Linked DNA regions of Homo sapiens: region 1 is linked to region 2. Evidence: chromatin loops called from intact Hi-C (ENCODE). Cell type or tissue: mammary epithelial cell. All regions are shown on one strand. Each heading gives the region's core, and the rest is flanking DNA. Links, peaks and the distances in the headings are about the cores only.

Evidence for each region. Peaks named below come from ENCODE experiments on the same cell type or tissue, not always from the same donor. Only the 100,000 strongest peaks of a DNase experiment are listed, where the experiment ranks them.
Region 1: it touches region 2 in a loop (5-fold over the local background); 4 of 110 quality-filtered maps call a loop at or near these places.

The regions. Positions count from the first base shown.
Region 1 is chr12:32,054,139-32,064,488 of GRCh38, reverse strand. No RefSeq gene overlaps it. Among named protein-coding and RNA genes, the nearest start is that of BICD1, 48 kb to the left of the region's middle. In mammary epithelial cell, for the core only: a CTCF peak has its summit at 3,719 (motif pointing left); a DNase peak (open chromatin) is centred at 3,728.
Region 2 is chr12:31,396,899-31,407,248 of GRCh38, reverse strand. DENND5B (DENN domain containing 5B) reads left to right here. Exons shown (of 21, transcript NM_144973.4): 15 at 4,606-4,751; 16 at 7,477-7,595; 17 at 8,887-9,074. Among named protein-coding and RNA genes, the nearest start is that of LINC02387, 33 kb to the right of the region's middle. RefSeq lists enhancers at 949-1,118, 1,999-2,138. In mammary epithelial cell, for the core only: a CTCF peak has its summit at 3,947 (motif pointing left); a DNase peak (open chromatin) is centred at 3,948.

The DNA of each region.
Region 1 (10,350 bases), core at 1,705-6,704, 660 kb before region 2:
TGTTGCCCAGACTAGTCTTGAATTGCTGGGCTCAAGTGATTCTCTCACCTTGGTCTCCCAAGTGCTGGGATTACAGGTGTGAGCCACTGTGCCCAGCCTTTTATGTGAGATATCAAATGTAATTGTTTCGGTCATTTTTAATTTGGATTTTCTGTTACCGGCAACCAGAAGCATCCTAATCAATTTACTGAAGCTTAGTAAAATTGAGTAATTTGCAAGTACAAAGATTTGCATCTAGTACATCACACTACCTACCATTTCTTTCTTATATACAGAAAAGAAGCATTAACTCTTAGTGAAGAATGGTTAAAAATATAAGCTGTTACCTAGCCAGTGGAAGGTTCAAATTCCTAAGAAATGAATGCGCTCTATTAAGACAGGGTCTCACTCTGTTGCCCAGACTGGAGTGCAATAGTGTTATCATAGTTCACTGCAGCTAACCCTGGGGCTCAAGACATCCTCCTGCCTTAGCCTCCTGTGTAGCTGGGACCATAAGTGCACGCCACCACGCCTGTTTTGTGTGTGTGTGTGTGTGTGTGTGTGTGTGTTTTTGGTAGAGACAGAGTCTCACTATGTTGCCCAAGCTGGTCTCAAACTCCTGGGCTCAAGGGATACTCTTGCCTCGGCCTACCAAAGTGCTAGGATTACAGGTGTAAGCCCCTGCACCCAGCCAATGTGCAATTTTTTATTGGATTTTGAAGCAAAAAATAAAAAAAAGAAAAGCTATAAAGCAAATTGTTGGAACTAATGAGGAAATTAGAATGCAGACAATGTATTAGAAAATAGAATACCTTGTACAGTTATAAATTCTCTGTGTGAGATCAGTTTATTTGGCTATGTAGGATAATGCCCTTGCACTTAGCATCTAAAGTGAAATATTTTTATTTTAAAAGGCTAGAAAAAGGCTTTACAGCCACAAGGTTTTCTGACAGAAATGCTCTAAGAAGGGGAGGAGGGAAAGATTTCCTTCCTTCTTGGCAAATGGGAAACTCATTTTTGAAATCTACCCTTACAATAGATAAACGGATGGTGGAGGTGGGGGCGTGGAATTAAAGTAAACATGGCAAAAATTCAGTGATTGAATCTAGGAAAAATGGCATAAAGGTGTTCACTGCAGTATTCTTTCAATTATTCTAAAGGCTTGAATTTTTTTTCAAGATAAAAAATTGAGAAACAAAATACAGCATTCAAATACTTCAAAACATGAGTCTTACATAAATATCAGATAAACTGTCAAACGTGAATGTAGCTTAAAGGTTTATTTAACTCATCAATGAGGGGGACCAGCTGGATGGAAAAATTGGTTCTAAGGAGAATTTGAGGAACCACATATGTATCACCACTGGGGGAAAAACAGAACACCAGCATGTTTGCTAAATCAGATATAAGACTGGTTAAATTTAGCTTAAAATGAAAATGAAAACTGGGTGCAGTGGCTCACGCCTGTAATCCTAGCATTTTGTGGGGCCAAGGAGGGCAGATGCTGCAGCCCAGGAGTTCAAGACCTGCCTTGGCAACATGGTAAAACCACATCTCTACAAAAAATAACAAAAATTAGCCAAGCATGGTGGTGAGTGCCTGTAGTCCCAGCTACTCACTCAGGAGGCTGAGGTGGGAGAACTGCTTGAACCCAGGAGGTGGATGGAGGTTGCAGTGACCAGAAATCTCACCACTACACTCCTGCCTGTTTGACAGAGTGAGACCCTGCCAAAAAAAAAAAAAAAGAAAGGAAGAAAGAAAGAAAGAAAAAGAGAAAAGAAGAAGGAAGGAAAGGAAAGGAGAAAACTGTTACCTTTGGAGTTCCAATTGGACAGAAATCATTTACATCTTTAAAAAATATCATTACAAACTATCGGCTGGGCGAGGTGGCTGCTGCCTGTAATCCCAGCACTTTGGGAGGCAGAGGTGGGTGGATCACCTGACGTCAGGAATTTGAGACCAGCCTGACCAACATGTTGAAATCCCACCTCTACTAAAAGTACAAAAATTAGCCAGGCATGGTGGCAGGCACCTGTAATCCCAGCTATTCGGGAGGCTGAGGCAGGAGAATCACTTGAACCCGGTGGGTGGAGGTTGCAGTGAGCCGAGATCACACCACTGCACTCCAGTCTGGGCAACAGAGTGAGACTCTGTCTCACACACACACAAAAAACTATCAATCTGTTTAACATTTAACTTCATAGAGTCTGGGTCCTAATTGATTTGAGAGCAAAGACTCTCAAAGTGGTGCCCCGTGGTCCTTGGTGGGGAGGGCCCTATGCTTTCAAGAGGCCTCCAAGGTCAAATTAGTTTTATAATAATTATTATATTTAGCTTTTTAACTTCCATTCTCTCATGAGTGTAAAGTGGAATTTTCTAGAACCTACATAATATCACAACATATTGAATACAGAACTGATTAGATAATCTGTCTTCTAGTAGGTCAGATATTAACGAGATTTGCAAAAATGTAAAACAAGGGCATTCTACTCATATGTTTTATTTTTGGAAAATATAGTTATTTTTAAAATATATATTATTGGCCAGGCTCCGTGGCTCACACTTGTAATCCCAGCACTTTGGGAGGCTGAGGCGGGTGGATCACCTGAGATCAGGAATTCAAGACCAGCCTGGCCAACATGCTGAAACCCTGTCTCTACTAAAAATACAAAAATTAGCCAGATGTGGTGGCAGGCGCCTGTAATCCCAGCTACACAGGAGGCTGAGGCAAGAGAATCGCTTGAACCTGGGAGGAGGAGGTTGCAGTGAGCCAAGACGGCACCACTGCACTCCAGCCTGGGCGACAAGAGCAAGACTCCATCTCAATAAATAAATATATGTATATGTATATATATATATATGTATGTGTATATATATATATATATATATATATATATATATATATATATATATATATATATAGTTGAAGATTAACCGGAAGCAGTGGCTCACACCTGTAATCTCAGTATTTTGGGAGGCCAAGGCAGGCAGATCACTTGAGGCCAGGAGCTTGAGACCAGTCTGGGCAACATGGTGAAACCTTGTCTCTACAAAAAATACAAAAATTAGCCCAGTGTGTAATCCCAGCTACTTGGGAGGCTGAGGCAAGAGAATTGCTTGAACTTGGGAGGCAGAGGTTGCAGCGAGCCGAGATCACGCAACTGCACTCCAGCCTAGGTGACATATTTTTCTGTCTCAAAAATAATAATAAATAATAAATAAAAAATCTACTCTCCTGTTCATGGACATTTAGATTGCCCCCACTTTTTCTACAGTACAAACCATGACATCATAATTGTGTAGGAATACATAAAATATACAGCCATGTATATACATATATATACACACATACTGATATATATAGACATAGATAGATGATAGATGATAGATAGATAGATGATAGATAGATAGATAGATAGATAGATGATAGATAGATAGAAATATTGCATTATTTTTGTAGGGAAGAGTTTTTGACTCCAGTTTTCTATCCCAAATTGATTAGAAGATTTAAAATACACAAAAAAGGTGTCAGCGATTCGTGTTTGTAAAATCTCCAGCATTCCAGCCTTCCCGAAGGGGCTGGTGAGAGGAAAATAATGTCTTTGCCCCTACCACTTATCCCCAACCCCAGGCAGCCCAGACCACAGAATAATGCTGCCCTACCCCGCCCCAAGAAGCAAGGCAGGTTTAGTCCACAGCAGAGCTTTTTGGTTCAGTGACTCTCTACAGTGCTAGTACTGCCCTCTAGAGGGCAATTTGGAAATTTTTTGAAGTCTGTACCAACGATTTAGAGGGCTGGCGGGATTTGCATGTTTGCATGGGCCCGGCTGAGGCCAGCGACAGTAAACAATGTGTAGAACAGCCTCCAAAAGCAAAATTGTTCCCCAGCCCAGATAAACTTTTAGTGTCCCTCCACCCATTTATGAAGGTTAAAAACCTGTTTATAATTATCTGAGCTTAAACCTAACTTTTACTTCTTTTTTTTTTTTTTTTTTTTTTTTTTTGAGACGGAGTCTTGCTCTGTTGCCCAGGCAGGAGTGTAATGGCGCGATCTCGGCTCACTGCAACCTCCACCTCCCGGGTTCAAGCAATTCTCTGCCTCAGCTTCCCGAGGAGCTGGGACTACAGGCACCCGCCACCATGTCCGGCTAATTTTTATATTTTTAGTAGAGACGGGGTTTCACCATCTTGGCCAGGCTGGTCTTGAACTCCTGACCTCATGATCCACCCGCCTCGGCCTCCCAAAGTGCTGGGATTACAGGCATGAGCCACCGCGCCCGGCCTAACTTTTACATGTTAACAAAATATTTTTGCATAGTTTTACTAGACACTGAATTTTCCAGGAATTCAATCACTGTAGATTTGCAAATCTAGGAAATACTGTACTTTTCTTGGCTCAGGATTTTATTTACTCACCATTTTGGAAAATCATGTCTCTGAAGGAAAGCCTAATTTTGGTATTTTAGTCAGTGATACACCATAACTGTTTCTATATCCATCCCTTTTTCAGTATTTAACGGTGTTGACTAAAAGAGTCAAACTCTGTAAAACATTTTTTTTTTTTGAGAGGAGTCTTGCTCTGTCGCCCAGGCTGGAGTGCAGTGGCACGATCTCGGCTCACTGCAAACTCCGCCTCCCGGGTTCACGCCATTCTCCTGACTCAGCCTCCCGAGTAGCTGGGACTACAGGCGCCCACCACCGCACCCGGCTAATTTTTTGTATTTTTAGTAGAGACAGGGTTTTACCATGTTAGCCAGGATGGTCGCGATCTCCTGACCTCGTGATCCACCCGCCTCAGCCTCCCAAAGTGCTGGGATTACAGGCGTGAGCCACCATGCCTGGCCGGTAAAACATTTTAAGAGATTTATTCTGAGCCAAATACGAGTGACTATGGCCGGTGACGCAGCCTTCAGGAGGTCCTGAGAACATGTGCCCAAGGTGGTTGGGGCACAGCTTGGGTTTATACATTTTAGGGAGACATGAGACATCAATCAAATACATTTAAGAAATAACATTGGTTTGGTTCCAAAAGGCAGGACAAAAAGCGCGGGGGGGCTTCATAGGTAAATTTAAACATTTTCTGGTTGACAATTGGTTGAGTTTATCTGAAGGCCTGGGATCAATAGAAAGGAAATGTTCAGGTTAAGATAAAGGATTGTGGGTACCAAGTTTTATTGTGCAGAGGAAGATCTCAGATAGCAGACTTCAGAGAGAGCAGGTTGCAAAATGTTTCTTATCGGAACTAAAAGGGTGCTTGGCTCTTAGTTGATTATCTCCTGGATCTGGAAAGGAAGGAAGGACAAAAAAGGGGAAAAGGGGATTCTCTACGGAATGTGGATTTTTCCCACAAGAGATGGCTCTGCAGGGCCATTTCAAGATATGACAGAGAAACATGTTTTGAGGTAAAATATTTTTATTTTCTTCCTTGCCATGGCCAGAGTCAGATTGGAAAGTAAGTCTCAATATACAGGATTAAATAAAACCCATCTGATGAGAACTGATGATTTGTGGGGCATGACTCCCCAGACTCCTTACATAAGAATTTGGGGAAAAAAAAAAAATCAGAGCTTCGTCCTCAACATAGAGGCCCAAGCATCTCACTATTCATTATGCCTTCTGATGTTATCATATCCAAGTAATGCGACTGTTAACTACAGTCATCTCTCAGCATCAAACAGGGTGTTCCAGGGCCCCTAAGGATACCAAAAACTTGTAAATGCTCAAGTTCCTTATATAAAATGGTACAGTATTTGTATATGACTTACACACATCTTCCTCTGTCCTTTAAATCAAGCTTCTCCGGCCGGGCACGGTGGCTCACGCCTGTAATCCCAGCACTTTGGGAGGCCGAGGCGGTCGTATCACAAGGTCAGGAGATCGAGACCACGGTGAAACTCCGTCTCTACTAAAAATACAAAAAAAAATTAGCTGAGCGTGGTGGCAGGCGCCTGTAGTCCCAGCTACTGGGGAGGCTGAGGGAGGAGAATGGCGTGAACCCGGGAGGAGGAGCTTGCAGTGAGCCGAGATGGCGCCACTGCACTCCAGCCTGGGCGACAGAGCGAGACTCCGTCTCAAAAAAATAAATAAATACAAAGTAAAAAATAAAAAAAAATCAAGCTTGTTCAACCCGCGGCCCAAGACAGCTTTGAATGTGGCCCAACACAAATTCGTAAACTGTCTTAAAACATTATGAATTTTTTGCTATATATATGTATATTTAGCTTATCAGCTATCGTTAGTGTTAGTATATTTTATGTGTGACCCAAGACAATTATTTTTCTTCCAATGGGGCCCAGGGAAGCCGAAAGATTGGACACTCCTGCTTTAAATCATCTCTAGATTACTGATAACACCTAATTCAATGAAAATGCTATGTAAATAGTTGTTATGCTGTATTGTTTATTTGTATCATTTTTATTGTTCTATTGTTTTTTCAAATATTTTTCATCCACAGTTGATTGAATCCACATGGTGTGCCGACTGTATATATTATTTTTAATATAAATTATTTTACTTTTACCACTCCTGTGTGCTTCGACTGAAGCATTTTGTTGATTTTTGTATATTGTGTGTATAAGTAGTTGTATAGTGAAAAGTGTCTTACAACATATTTATTACTGAAACAAGGCACAATAAAAAGACAAGGTTTTGGCCAGGCATGGTGGCTCACGCCTGTAATCCCAACACTTTGGGAGGCCAAGGTGGGCAGATTGCCTGAGGTCAGGAATTTGAGACCAGCCTGGCCAACATGGTGAAACCCCGTCTCTACTAAAAACACAAAAATTAGCTGGGTGTGGTGGTGCACACCTGTAATCCCAGCTACTCAGTAGGCTGAAGCAGGAGAATCACTTGAAACCGGGAGGCGGAGATTGCAGTGAGCCGAGATCATGCCATAGCACTCCAGCCTGGGTGACAGAGCAAGACTCCGTCTCCAAAAAAAAAAAAAAAGACAAGGTTTTATGATCCTGAGCAGAACAGTTTACCTTCCTATTGCTTGTGTCAACGAAAAGAGTCAAACTCTGTAAAATATTCTAAGAGATTTATTTTGAGCCAAATATGAGTGACCATGGTCTGTGACACAGCCTTCAGGAGGTCCTGAGAACATGTGCCCAAGGAGGTTGGTTGGGGTGCAGCTTGGGTTTATACATTTTAGGGAGGGCATGAGACATCAATCACATACATTTGAGAAACAGATTGGTTTCGTCCAGAAAGGTGGGACAATTCAAAGCAAGGTTGGGGTAGGGGGCTTCCAGGCTATAGGTAAATTTAAACATTTTCTGGTTTACAATTGGTTGAGTTTGTCTAAAGACCTGGGATTGGCCGGGCGCGGTGGCTCACGCCTGTAATTCCAGCACTTTGGGAGGCCAAGGCGGGTGGATCACAAGGTCAGGAGTTCAAGACCATCCTGGCCAAGATGGTGAAACCCTGTCTCTACTAAAAATACAAAAATTAGCTAGGCACAGGGCAGGTGCCTGTAATACCAACTACTCGAGATGCTGAGGCAGGAGAATCACTCAAACTCGAGGGGGCAGAGGTTGCAGTGAGCCAGGATCACGCCAGTGCACTCCAGCCTGAGCAACAGAGTGAGACTCCATCTCAAAAAAAAATAAATAAATAATAAATAAAAATTTAAAAAGACCTGGGATTAATAGCAAGGAAATATTCGGGTTAAGAAAAAAGATTATGGAGATCGAGGTTCTTTTGAAGTTTCACAGTGGCTGCCCTTAGAGACAATAGATGGCAAATATTTCCTATTCAGACCTTTAAAAGGTGCTAGACTCTTAGTTAATTTCTTCAGGATTGAGAGGGCCTGGAAGGAAAAGATCTAGCTATGTTAACAGAGATTCTTTACACATGCAAAATTTCCCCCACAAAGGATGGCTTGCAGGGCCATTTCAAAATATGGCAAAGAAACATGTTTTGGGATAAAATATTTTGATTTTCTTCTTTGTCACGTAATGTTATGCCTGAGTCAGATTGGAAAGTAAAACACGATATATAAGGTTAAATAAAACCCATCTGATGAGAATTTATAGTTTGTAGGGCATGACTCCCCAGATCTCTTAGACAGGAATTTGGGCAAAAAAAAAAAAATCAGAGCTGGGTCCTCACTTCAAATGTCTCCTTTTTAAAATAGGACTTTGCCTTCACTTTTTCACAATCAAAAGGCCTATTGAAGTGATTTTCTTTTCTTTCTTTCTTTCTTTCTTTTTTTTTTTTTTTTGAGAAGGAGTCTCCCTCTGTCACCCAGACTGGAGTGCAATGGCACCATCTCGGCCCACTACAACCTCTGCCTCCCAGGTTCAAGTGATTCTCCTGCATTAGCCTCCTGAGTAGCTGGGATTACAGGGACACACCACCATGCTCGGCTAATTTTTTTGTATTTTTAGTAGAGACAGGGTTTCACCATGTTGGTCAGGCTGGTCTCAAGCTCCTGACCTCATGATCCGCCCACCTCAGCCTCCCAAAGTGCTGGGATTACAGGTGTGAGCCACCGTGTCTGGCCAAAGTGATTTTCTTAAAACCAAAGAGTCCCCAAAACAAATTCACATGTTTCCCTCTAGCAACTATTAACATGTCTTATTTCTCTTTCTCCCCTGCCTTCAATCTTCGCATATCTAGGATATCTTCCTTAGATTGGACTTACAGTTCTCCTCTTGGCCAGGCACGGTGGCTCACGCCTGTAATCCCAGCACTTTGGGAGGCCAAGGAGGGCAGATCACGAGGTCAGGAGATCCAGACCATCCTGGCTAACACGGTGAAACCCCGTCTCTATTAAAAATACAAAAAATTAGCTGGGCATGGTAGCAGGCGCCTGTAATCCCAGCTACTCAGGAGGCTGAGGCAGGAGAATGGTGTGAACCCGGGAGATGGAGCTTGCAGTGAGCTGAGATCGTGCCACTGCACTCCAGCCTGGGCGACAGAGTGAGACTCTGTCTCAAAAAAAAAAAAAAAAAAAGAGTTATCTAAAAGAAGAACCCTTCACAGTCACACATTTGATTTCCTCACAAAATGTGAAGGTGAGGGCTAGGTTCCATTCATTGCAGTAGCTTCTGGTACATAGTATGTGTTCAGTAAACACTGGTTGAATTAAAACTTAGAGAATTGGAACCAAAAGACAATTGGAACTGAAGACAATGGAAACAGAAAAACTATATATTAAAGGTTCTCAAGTGTTGGTCAGAAAAAGTATGCAAAACTTGGAAATAAGGCAAAAAGCTAAATAGCACATCCTTTTGTTACAGGAAAGGAGTCCTGATCCAGATCCCAAGAGAGGGTTCTTGGATCTTGCATAAGAAAGAATTCAGGGCAAGTCAGTAGAGTACGGTGAAAGCAAGTTTATTAGGAAAGTAAAGGAATAAAAGAATGGCTACTTCATGAACGGAGCAGCCCCGAGGGCTGCTGGTTGCCCATTTTTATAGTTATTTATTGATGATATGCTAAACAAGGGGTGGATTATTCATGTTTCCCCTTTTTAGACCACATAGGGTAACTTCCTGACGTTGCCATGGCATTTGTAAACTGTCATGGCACTGGACGGAGTGTAGCAGAGAGGACAATCAGAGGACACTCTTGTTGCCATCTTGGTTTTGTTGGGTTTTAGCTGGCATCTTTACTGCAGTCTGTTTTATCAGCAAGGTCTTTAAGACCTGTATTTTGTGCCAACCTCCTACCTCATCCTGTGACTTAGAATGCCTTAACCATCTGGGAATGCAGCTCAGTAGGTCTCAGCCTCATTTTACCCAGCCCCTATTCAAGATGGAGTTGCTCTGGTTCACATGCTTCTGACAATTTCACTTTCATGCAGTGGCAAAGATCATCATAGGGTTGTCTAGAGTGAGGGCCAACGAACTTTATTTGTAAAAGTTGGTCACAACCCTCAGGCTCCACTGTGCCACGGACCCTGGTGGACTGAACAAAGGAGGACGAATGCGGGAATAAAGACAAAGACAAACAAGTATATTTGGAAGAAGGGGTCAGGGGTCTCCTTGCTTCTAGTGAACAAGGGCTCTGAGCTTCTATAGCCCTTTGTATTTATTGAGTAAAGGAAATAATGAGGAGGGGGTGGTTGTCAGTCAGCTGTTTCACTTAGTGCAGGCCTGCATAACTGCTTTCTTTGAACAGTAGGCTCCAGATGTTCCAGTAGATAACCTCAAGGAGCACGGCGCCAGGGAGTGATTGCCCTCAGCATACCTTCTGGTGGCAGGTGCAGATGTGAGTTTCCCCACATCCTGCATTCGTGATAAACAGTTTGCTCTTTTATCATATAGCCTCCAGTGGAGTGCTGAGTTGGTCATGACCCTCAGGCTTTCCCCAGCATGTAAAGGTTCACATAGTAAATTTCTCAGGCTCTAAGTCATAGTAAATTTC
Region 2 (10,350 bases), core at 1,911-6,910:
TGAGGTAGGAGAATTGCTTGAACCCGGGAGGCGGAGGTTGCAGTCAGCCGAGATTGCGCCACTGCACTCCAGCCTGGGCGACAGAGCGAGACTCCGTCTCAAAATAAATAAATAAATAAATTAATTAATTAATTTAATTAAATCGAAGAGGCCAGGCACAGTGGCTCACACCTGTAATGCCAGCACCTTGGGAGGCCAAGGCGGGTGGATCACATGAGGTCAGGAGTTCGAGACTGACGTGGCCAACATGGTGAAACCTCATCTCTACCAAAAAATACAAAAATTAGCCGGACGTGGTGGCGCTTGCTTTAGTCCCACCTACTCAGGAGGCTGATGTGGGAGAATCACTTGAACCCGGGAGGCAGAGGTTGCAGTGAGCCAAGATCACACCACTGCCCTCCAGCCTGGGTGACAGGTTGAGACTGTCTCTAAATAAGTAAGAAGTAGTAGCAGTAGAGGATTCCTAAAATCCTCCTTATATCTGTAGATTTCTCTTCATCTGAGTAACTCTTTCAATTTGAGGAATTCTTCATGAAAGAAATTTTTAAATTTAATCATATTGCTTTTTCATACTTAAACTATGAAATCACTGTTGTGCATCTGTGGGCCTTTTGCAGCCACAGAACTGCTGACCCTAAACATGCCTTTTTCTGCAGATTTTCTTAGCAGTGCAAGAAATGAGAAAAGCCTCTGGCACCTAAAATAAAGTCTTAACACTAACCTCTTCTGCTTTCAGTTTCAAAACCCATTTGATTCTGATGATTACTAAACCGTGAATATATGGCCTTTTCTCTGACATTTTCCTATCCTAAAGCCAAAATAAAAGGACACAAAGGGAGACTCTTCACCTAACATAAAGAAAGTCTTTTATGTAAAATTAGGGAAATGAACCATTTATCTCATTTGTTTTCCTCATCTAAGAGTGCACTGAACCATGAGCTCATATTGTGAGGCTATATCTAGGCACCTTCTTTAGTAAATGTTTTTCATCCTACTTGTAGATCTTTCACGGAGGGCTTCTAACACCCCCTCTTATGATCAAATGGGCAGAAATCCCAAGGATAACAACAAATATTGATTCTACCCTACTTAAAAAAAAAAATGGCTGGGCATGGTGGCTCACACCTGTAATCCTAGCACTTTTGGAGGCCGAGGTGGCGGATCACCTGAGGTCAGGAGGTCAAGACCAGCCTGGCCAACATGGGGAAACCCTGTCTCTACTAAAAGTACAAAAATTAGCTGGGCATGGTGGGCGCACACCTGTAATCCCAGCTACTCCAGAGACTGAGGTAGGAGAATCGCTTGAACCCGGGAGGCGGAGGTTGCAGTGAGCTGAAATCGCCCCACTGCACTCGAGCCTGGGCATCAGAACAAGACTTCTTCTCAAAAAATAAATAAATAGTGGCCAGGTGCGATGGCTCACACCTGTAATCCCAGCACTTTGGGAGGCCTTGGTGGGTGAATCACGTGGTCAGGAGTTCAAGACCAGCCTGGCCAAGATGATAAAACCCCGTCTCTGCTAAAAGTACAAAAATTAGCTGGGCACGGTGGCAAGCCCCCGTAATCCCAACTACTTGGGAGGCTAAGGCAGGAGAATCACTTGAACCCGGGCGGCAGAGGTTGCAGTGAGCTGAGATTGCACCACTGCACTCCAGCCTGGGAGATAGAGTGAAACTCTGCCTCAAAAATACATACATACATACATACATACATACATACATACATACATACATACATGGCAGGTGGCTCATGCCGGTAGTCTTAACACTTTGGGAGGCCAAGGCAGGCAGATCTCTTGAGCTTAGGAGTTTGAGACCAGCCTGGGCAACATGGCAAAACCCTGCCTCTACTAAAACTACAAAAAAATAGCTGGGCGTAGTGGTGCACACCTCTGGTCCCAGCTACTGGGGAGGCCGAGGTGGGAGGATCACTTGAGCCCAGGAGGTGGAGATTGCAGTAAGCTTGAGATCGTGCCACTGCACTCTACCCTGGGTGACAGAGCGAGACCGTGTCTCAAAAAAAAAAAACTTTAAAATTTTACAATCAGGCCAGGTGCAGTGGCTCATGCCTGGAGTTCCAGCACTTTGAGAGGCCAAGGCAAAAAGATCGCTTGAGTCCAGTTCAAGACTAGCCTGGGCAAAATAGTGACATGCTGTCTCAACAAAAGAACAATTAAAAAGTTAGCTAGGGGCCGGGCACGGTGGCTCATGCCTGTAATCCCAGCACTTTGGGAGGCCGAGGTGAGCAGATCACCTGAGGTCAGGAGTTCGAGACCATCCTGGTCAACATGGTGAAACCGCATCTCTACTAAAAATACAAAAAATAGCTGGCCGTGGTGGTGTGCAGTTGTAATCCCAGCTACTCAGGAGGCTGAGGCAGGAGAATCGCTTGAGCCCGGGAGGCAGAGGTTGCAGTGAGCCGAGATCATGCCATTGCACTCCAGCCTGGGCCACAAGAGCAAAACTCTGTCTCAAAAAAAAAAAAAAAAAGCTAGAGGTCGGACGCGGTGGCTTATGCCTGGAATCCCAACACTTTGGGAGGTTGAGGCCGGTGGATCACCTGAGTTCAGGAGTTCGAGACCAGCCTGGCCAATATGTCAAAACCCCTTCTCTACTAAAAGTACAAAAATTAGCTGGGCGAGGTGGCAGACGCCTGTAATCCCAGCTACTTGGGAGGCCGAGGCTGGAGAATCACTTGAATCCAGGAGGCAGAGGTTGCAGTGAGCCAAGAATGTGCCACTACACTCCAGCCTGAGCGACAAGAGTGAAACTCTAAATAAATAAAGTTAGCCAGGTGTGGTAGCGTGCACCTGTAGTCCCAACTGCTGGGGAGGCTGAGATGGGAGGATTGCTTGAGCCCCAGAGATCAGGGCTGCAGTGAACACTGATTGGGCTGCTGCACTTCAGACTGGGCGACAGAGCTACATCCTGTCTCTAGAAAACCAACAAACAAAAAACCAGAAATGTATGGCTGTGATGGACAAAAATGCTTATGTGCTTAAACCATCTGCCCCCTTTTTGTTTTGAGATAGGGTCTCGCTGTGTTGCCCAGGCTGGAGTGCAGTGGTGGGATCAGAGTTCACTGCATCCTTGACCTCCCTGGCTCAAGGGATCCCCCCTCCTCATCCTCCTGAGTAGCTGGGACTACAAGTGTGTACCACCAGACCTGGCTAATTATGTTTTTTATTTTGTATAGAGACAAGGTCTCACTTTGTTGCCCAGGCTGGTCATGAACTCCTGAGCGCAAGTGATCTGCCCACCTCAGCCTTCCAAGGTGCTAGGTAGGATTACAGACATGAGCCCCCGTGCCTGGCCCTGTCTGCACTTTTTTTTTTTTTTTTTTTTTTTTTTTGGAGATGGAGTTTCACTCCTGTTGCCCAGGCTGGAGTGCAATGGCACAATCTCGGCTCGCTGCAACCTCTGCCTCCCGGGTTCAAGCGATTCTCCTGCCTCAGCCTCCTGAGTAGCTGGGATTACAGGTGTGTGCCACCACACCTGGCTAATTTTTGTATTTTTAGTAGAGACGGGGTTTCACCGTGTTGGTCAGCCTGGTCTCAAGCTCCTGACCTTGTGATCCACCCACCTCGGCCTCCCAAAGTGCTAGGATTACAGGCCACCACATCCAGCCGTTTTCTTTTTTCTTTCTTTTTTTTTTCTGAGGCAGAGTCTCACTCTGTTGCCCAGGCTGGAATGCAGTGGTGCAATCTCAGCTCACTGCAACCTCTGCCTCCCGGGTTCAAGTGATTCTCCTGCCTGAGCTTCCCAAGTAGCTGGGATTTCAGGCGCCTGCCACCACACCCGGCTAATTTTTGTACTGTTAGTAGAGACGGGGTTTTGCCATGTTGGCAAAAAAAAAAAAGAAAAAAAAAGAAGGGAGGACATGCATAACATCTAACCTCTCGTGCTTCCACATTTGAGCAAAGGACAGTGATAGGGCAGTGACATCTAGTGGTCTGTCTGTGGAAGAGCCTCCCTGGGCTCCTCTTGCGTGTGAGTCACCTTAATAGCTTTCAAAGTTGTGGTTTATAGACTTCACGATATGTCCAGAGTGGAGGTTCCATTGTTTATTATTTGTGGTTTTTGCATATTGTTCTGTAAACTTGGGACAGGAAAGTTCTGAAATGCAGTGCTTTAAAGCATTGCCCAAGAAACTCAATACTGTCCAAGAAGTCATCCACCCCTCTTTTTATATAAAACCATATCAGTAATCATGTTCATTTCTATTCAATTTTGTTACAAAATTAATTTTTAAGAAAATTTAAGCAATGAAAACACAATATACACAGTCAGTGTTCACATCTTTAGGTATTCTCGTGCTAATGCTTGAGATTGTTCATACGTTTAATGTTGATATATGCATCATACATACATGATGATATACATGCTGTGAAAACCACTGCTACGAGTATTGAGACTTCTGGTTTGCAAACTAGATCTCATCTTTCTAGACTGAAAGGTTATGATCTCAACTTTTCGTATAAGTACATCTTGATAGCTCATAAAAAGCAAATTATCAATGAAAACCAACAAGAGTTCTTAATATATGTTTTGTTATAAGGAGAATTTTATTCCCGCTTTTTAATTAATTTCTGCATTTTTCTTTCAGTGATTCCGTATAGGTCAGTGATCATCCCAATCAAAAAGCTGAGCAATGCAATAATCACATCAAACCCTTGGATCTGTGTATCAGGAGAGCTGGGAGACACAGGAGTAATGCAGATTCCCAAAAACCTCCTCGAAATGACCTTTGAGGTAGGTTCAGCTAATACCTTTCCTAGAAGAATGTATCACGTGTAGTTTTACAGATGATTCTGTCTGGCTTTTTCATTTTTCCTTGAATCAAATAAAATAGAGGAACACTCAAAGCGTGCAGGATCATTTTTGTGATTATATGTCTAAAGTTGTCTTAAGCAGCTTATATACTAATTTGTTTTGCATTTTCATTGTTAAGCTCTATTTTTCACTTGTAATGATGTGCTTTGGGGCTTTCTAGGTCTTCTCCTACTATTTTCAGGGTCTAGCACAGATTCTAGCAAGCAGGAAATATTCAAATAAATGTTTTCCCCGCGGTGGTTCTCCTCCCTACTGTAAAATGTTTTCTGCCCAAACCTGGTCATCCTTTGGCAAAAGGACAGGAGAGCTGATATTCATGCTTATGGATTTTTTTTTTTTTTTTTTTGAGACGGAATCTTGCTCTTTCGCCCAGGCTGTGCAGTGGTGTGATCTTCACTCGTTGCAACCTCCACCTCCTGGGTTCAAGCATCTGCTTACTGGTTTTAGACCACATGGTGACATTTATAGAATGATTCTATAAAAATGCCTTTTGGCCAGGCGCAGTGACTCATGCCTATAATCTCAACACTTTGGGAGACCAAGGTGAGCAGATTGCTTGAGCCCAGGAGTTTGAGACGACCAGCCTGGGCAACATGGTGAGACTCCATCTCTACAAAAAATACAAAAATTAGCTGGGCATGGTGGCATGCACCTGTAGTCTGGGTACTTGCAAGGCTGAGGTCACTTGAGCCCAGGAGACAGAGGTTGCAGTGAGCCAGGATTGTGCCACTGCACTCCAGCCTGGGTGACAGAGTGAGACTGTGTCTCAAAAAACAAAACAAAACAAACAGCCACCTTTTAATATTGTAGTCAATTTTCAGTCTTACTTGGTGAAATAGTTCCATGGGGTTAAGCCTGTACACAGGTTGATCTTGGTGGAGGAAGAGGACAAATAATTGTTGTGTTTGAGGAAGGAAATGGTACGAACTGAATGTCCCATTCTCATGTTCCTTGGGGTCTCGAAATAGCAGTTTCCACTTAGAGTCATGATGCCCTCCCGCCCCCAGGAGCCCAGTTTGGCCTTATCCATGCAGTAGACTCAAAGCCACCTGTATATAAAATATTAAAACCCTTGGCTTTTCTTCATCTAACAATAATGAAAGTACATTAAAACCCCCATCATTGCCATTTCTAAGCTGTCTCTCTCATGTCTACCTACTTCTTTCCATCTCTGCTGCACAACTAATTCAAGATGCCATCATCCCTAAGTTAGAGCATGGTGATGCCTTCTCACTGAGATACAAAGAATAAAGTGCTTTAAGAACTCGTAGCTCTGGCCGGGCCAGTGGCTCACGCCTGTAATCCCAGCACTTTGGGAGGCCGAGGCAGGCGGATCACCTGAGGTCGGGAGTCTGAGGCCAGCCTGACCAAAATGAAGAAACCCCCTCTCTACTAAAAACACAAAAATTAGCCGGGCATGGTGGCACATGCCTGTAATCCCAGCTTCTCGGGAGGCTGAGGCAGGAGAATCGCTTGAATCCGGGAGGCGGAGGTTGTGGTGAGCGGAGATTGCACCATTGCACTCCAGCCTGGGCAACGAGAGCGAAACTCTGTCTAAAAAAAAAACAAAAAAAAAAAACTCGTAGCTCTAATGGGTACAAAAAAATAGAGTGAATAAGACCTAGTATTTGCTAGCACAGCAGGGTGACTATAGTCAACAATAATTTAACTGTACATTTTAAAATAACTAAAAGTATAATTGGATTGTCACACAAATGATAAATGTTTGAGGTGACAGACACCCCATTTACCCTGATACAGTTATTAGGCATTGCATGCCTATATCAAAATATCTCAATTAATCCATAAATATACACATCTACTAGGTACCCATAAAAATTAAAAATTAAAATTAACCAAAAAAAAGAACTTACAATTCTGATGTTGTCATCCAGCACATTGTTGGGGTCAGTGATCTTTTCATTATCAGATTTTAGAAGTCAGAATTTAATTAGTATTCATTTTTGCTATTCCTATTATCATTGCTTTATTTTGTACTTGTCCACAAAGGACCAGTGAAGATAACTTATTGATAACTATGCCTTTTAAAAAATAGCTTCAAAGACTTCTAGTATATGAGGTCTGAGGTCAGTTCTGCCTTAGTATCTTATTGGAACAGAAAAATATCAACATCTCATGTACCCTATAAATATATATACCTACTGTGTACCCACAAAAAATTTTCTAAAAAAGAAAAGAATATCAGTGTCAGTGATTTTTAAAATCTATAATTGTTTTCTTGACCTCTTTGTAACAAAATCTAAATAGCATCTTTTTCCTGTTTTTAGAAATTATTCTTACCCTTCAAGGCACAAGTCACTGTCTGTGTTGTTTGTGGGTTCCCCAAGTAGAAGTAACTGTTCCTTCCCCAGCGTTCTTCTAGCACTTTTTACATCTCTAATCTAGCACTGTGTGCAGTGCCCCTCATTTGGTAGTTAATGTCCATATGTCTCCTATCTCATTATGTGGGAGCTCCCTGAGAGCAAGGAATATATGTGAATATATTTCTCTAGTGCATAGCTGAATACATTATGCAGGGTTTGTCTCTGCAGTTGTTAAATTAGACGGAACCAAAGTACCTGTAAAGCTGAGATGTAACAGGATGGGATTGGGTACTAAATAACCTAAGGTCCTGTCCCTACAGTGCCAGAACTTGGGGAAGCTGACCACTGTTCAGATTGGTCACGATAACTCAGGACTGTTAGCCAAATGGCTAGTGGATTGTGTCATGGTCAGAAATGAAATCACAGGACATACATACAGGTAAGTAAATGGCCTTGGGAACTCAGAATTCTTTGTTTTAAGACTCTTCAGGTAAGAAAAGGTTTAAGAATTGTAGGCCAGGCACAGTGGCTCACACCTATAATCCCAGCACTTTGAGAGGCCAAGGCGGGTGGATCACCTGAGGTCAGGAGTTTGAGACCAGCCTGACCAACATGGTGAAACCCCATCTCTACTAAATAAAAAAAAATTAGCAGGGCATGGTGGTGTACGCTTGTAATCCCAGCTACTTGGGAGGCTGAGGCAGGAGAATCGCTTGAACCCGGGAGGGGGAGATTTCAGTGAACCGAGATTGCACCGTTGCACTCCAGCCTGGGCAACAAGGTGAAACTCCATCTCAAAAAAAAAAAAAAAAAAAAAGAATTGTTTGAACTCTTCCACTGCCTTCTGAATTTTAGGGTTTTTTTTTCCAGGTGAGGGGGGCAATTTTTTTTTTGTTTATGTCATACAAAATTGCCCCCCAAAAAACTTTTTTTTTTCTTTCTCTCTCTTTTTTTTTTTTTTTTTTGGGCTGAGACAGAGTTTCACTCTTGTTGCCCAGGCTGGAGTGCAATGGCGCAATCTCGGCTCACTGCAACCTCTGCCTCCCAGGTTCAAGCAGTTCTCGTGCTTCAGCCTCCCGAGTAGCTGGGATTACAGGTACCTGCCACCACGCCCGGCTAATTTCTGTATTTTTAGTAGAGATGGGGTTTTGCTATGTTGGCCAGGCTGGTCTCAAACTCCTAACCTCAAGTGTTCCACCCACCTTGGCCTCCCAAAGTGCTGGGATTACAGGCATGAGCCACCATGCCCAGCCTCAAAAAACTTTTTAAAACAACAGATGTTTGCTGCTATTGCTTAGTCCACAAGTGTTGGAAAGATTAATATAACTCTCAGAAAAAAAAGAAAATAAAAAAGAAGCCTAAAATAATTTCAGTGGGAGGAAAAGATCTCTTGGATTCCACTAGTCACAGCCAACACTACTCTATGGAAACATTGTCCTCTTTTCTTCTGTGCCTGAACTCCCAAATTAATTTCTAGTTTGAAAATATTCTGACCGGGTGCAGTGGCTCACACCTGTAATCCACACACTTTGAGAGACTGAGATGGGGGGATCACTTGAGGCCAAGAGTTCAAGACCAGCCTGGGCAATGTAATGAGACCTCTCTATAAAAAACACAAAAATTAGCCAGGTGTGGTGGTGCACACCTGTAGTCTCAACTACTCAGGGGGCTGAGCGGGAACCCTGTCTCAAAAAAATAAAAAATAAAAAACTTGTTTTCTGTCCTACCAGATTCCCATGTGGGCGGTGGCTGGGGAAAGGCATTGATGATGGGAGCCTGGAGAGAATTCTTATTGGAGAGTTGATGACATCAGCATCAGATGAAGATCTAGTAAAGCAGTGTCGGACTCCACCCCAGCAGAAGTCACCCACCACGGCTAGGAGATTGAGCATCACTTCACTGACAGGAAAAAACAACAGTAAATTTATTTAAATTTTTCTTATGTGCTCCTATGATGTAGGCTTCATGTGACCATTTGATAGAAAACAGTTGTGTTAATGAATGTAGTGAGGAGATTTTAAAAAGAAGAAAGTTGAGGAAAATTCATAAATATTCAAAAGCCGGAAGAGTTTAGATGTTAAAATCTAATTTTTTAAAAAACTTGCATGCTCTGTTTTTATTAAGCTGTGGAAATATGAGTAAATATTTTACCTGAAACTTTTATTTTTTGAGACAAGGTTTCACTCTGTTACCCAGGCTAGAATGCAGTGGCACAGTCTCAGCTCACTGCAGCCTCTGCTTCCCGGGTTCAAATGATCCTCCCACCTCAGCTTTCCAAGTAGCTGGGACTACAGGCACACAACATCACACCTGGCTAATTTTTGTATTTTTTATAGACTGCCTTTCGCCATGTTGCCCAGGCTGGTCTTGAACTTCTGAGCTCAAGCGATCTGCCTGCCTCAGCCTCCCAAAGTGCTGGCATTACAGGCGTGTGCCACCAGACCTGGCCTTGCCTGAAACTTAAAAGAGAAATAATAATAGTTATATATTACAGTACTCCCAGATAGCCATATCTAGCCTTTTTTTTTTTTTTTTTTTTTTTTGTGAGATGGAATCTCACTCTGTCACCCAGGCTGGAGTGCAGTGGTGCGATCTCAGCTCACTGCAACCCCCGCCTCCCGGGTTCAAACGATTCTCCTGCCTCAGCCTCCCAAGTAGCTGGGATTACAGGTGCCCGCCACCACATCTGGCTAATTTTTTATATTTTTGGTAGAGACAAGGTTTCCCCATGTTGGCCAGGCTGGTCTCAATCTCTTGACCTTGAGATCCACCCGCCTTAGCTTCTGAAAGTGCTGGGATTAGAGGCATGAGCCACCACGCCCGCCCCAGTGTCTCTTATTCTAAGAGATTAAAATTTCCTTCTACCCCTTCTGTCCCAACTTTCTTCCTATAGTAAGGATGAAACAAAATACTATAAAGGAGTGAATTTTATGAATATTATACTATGTTCATGTGTCATTTTTAGTAATATAGTAAACTTCTAATTTATACTAATGTAGGCTTTAATAGACTAAATTACTAATGTAGGCTTTAATAGACTAAATAATGTCTCCCAAAAATATAAAATTCTAACCTCTAGAATCTGTAAATATTGCCTTATTTGGAAAAAGGATTTTTGCAGATGTGATAGGGATCTTGAAATAGGAGATTGTCCTGGATCACATCTACGTGGACCCTAAATGCCATCATATGTA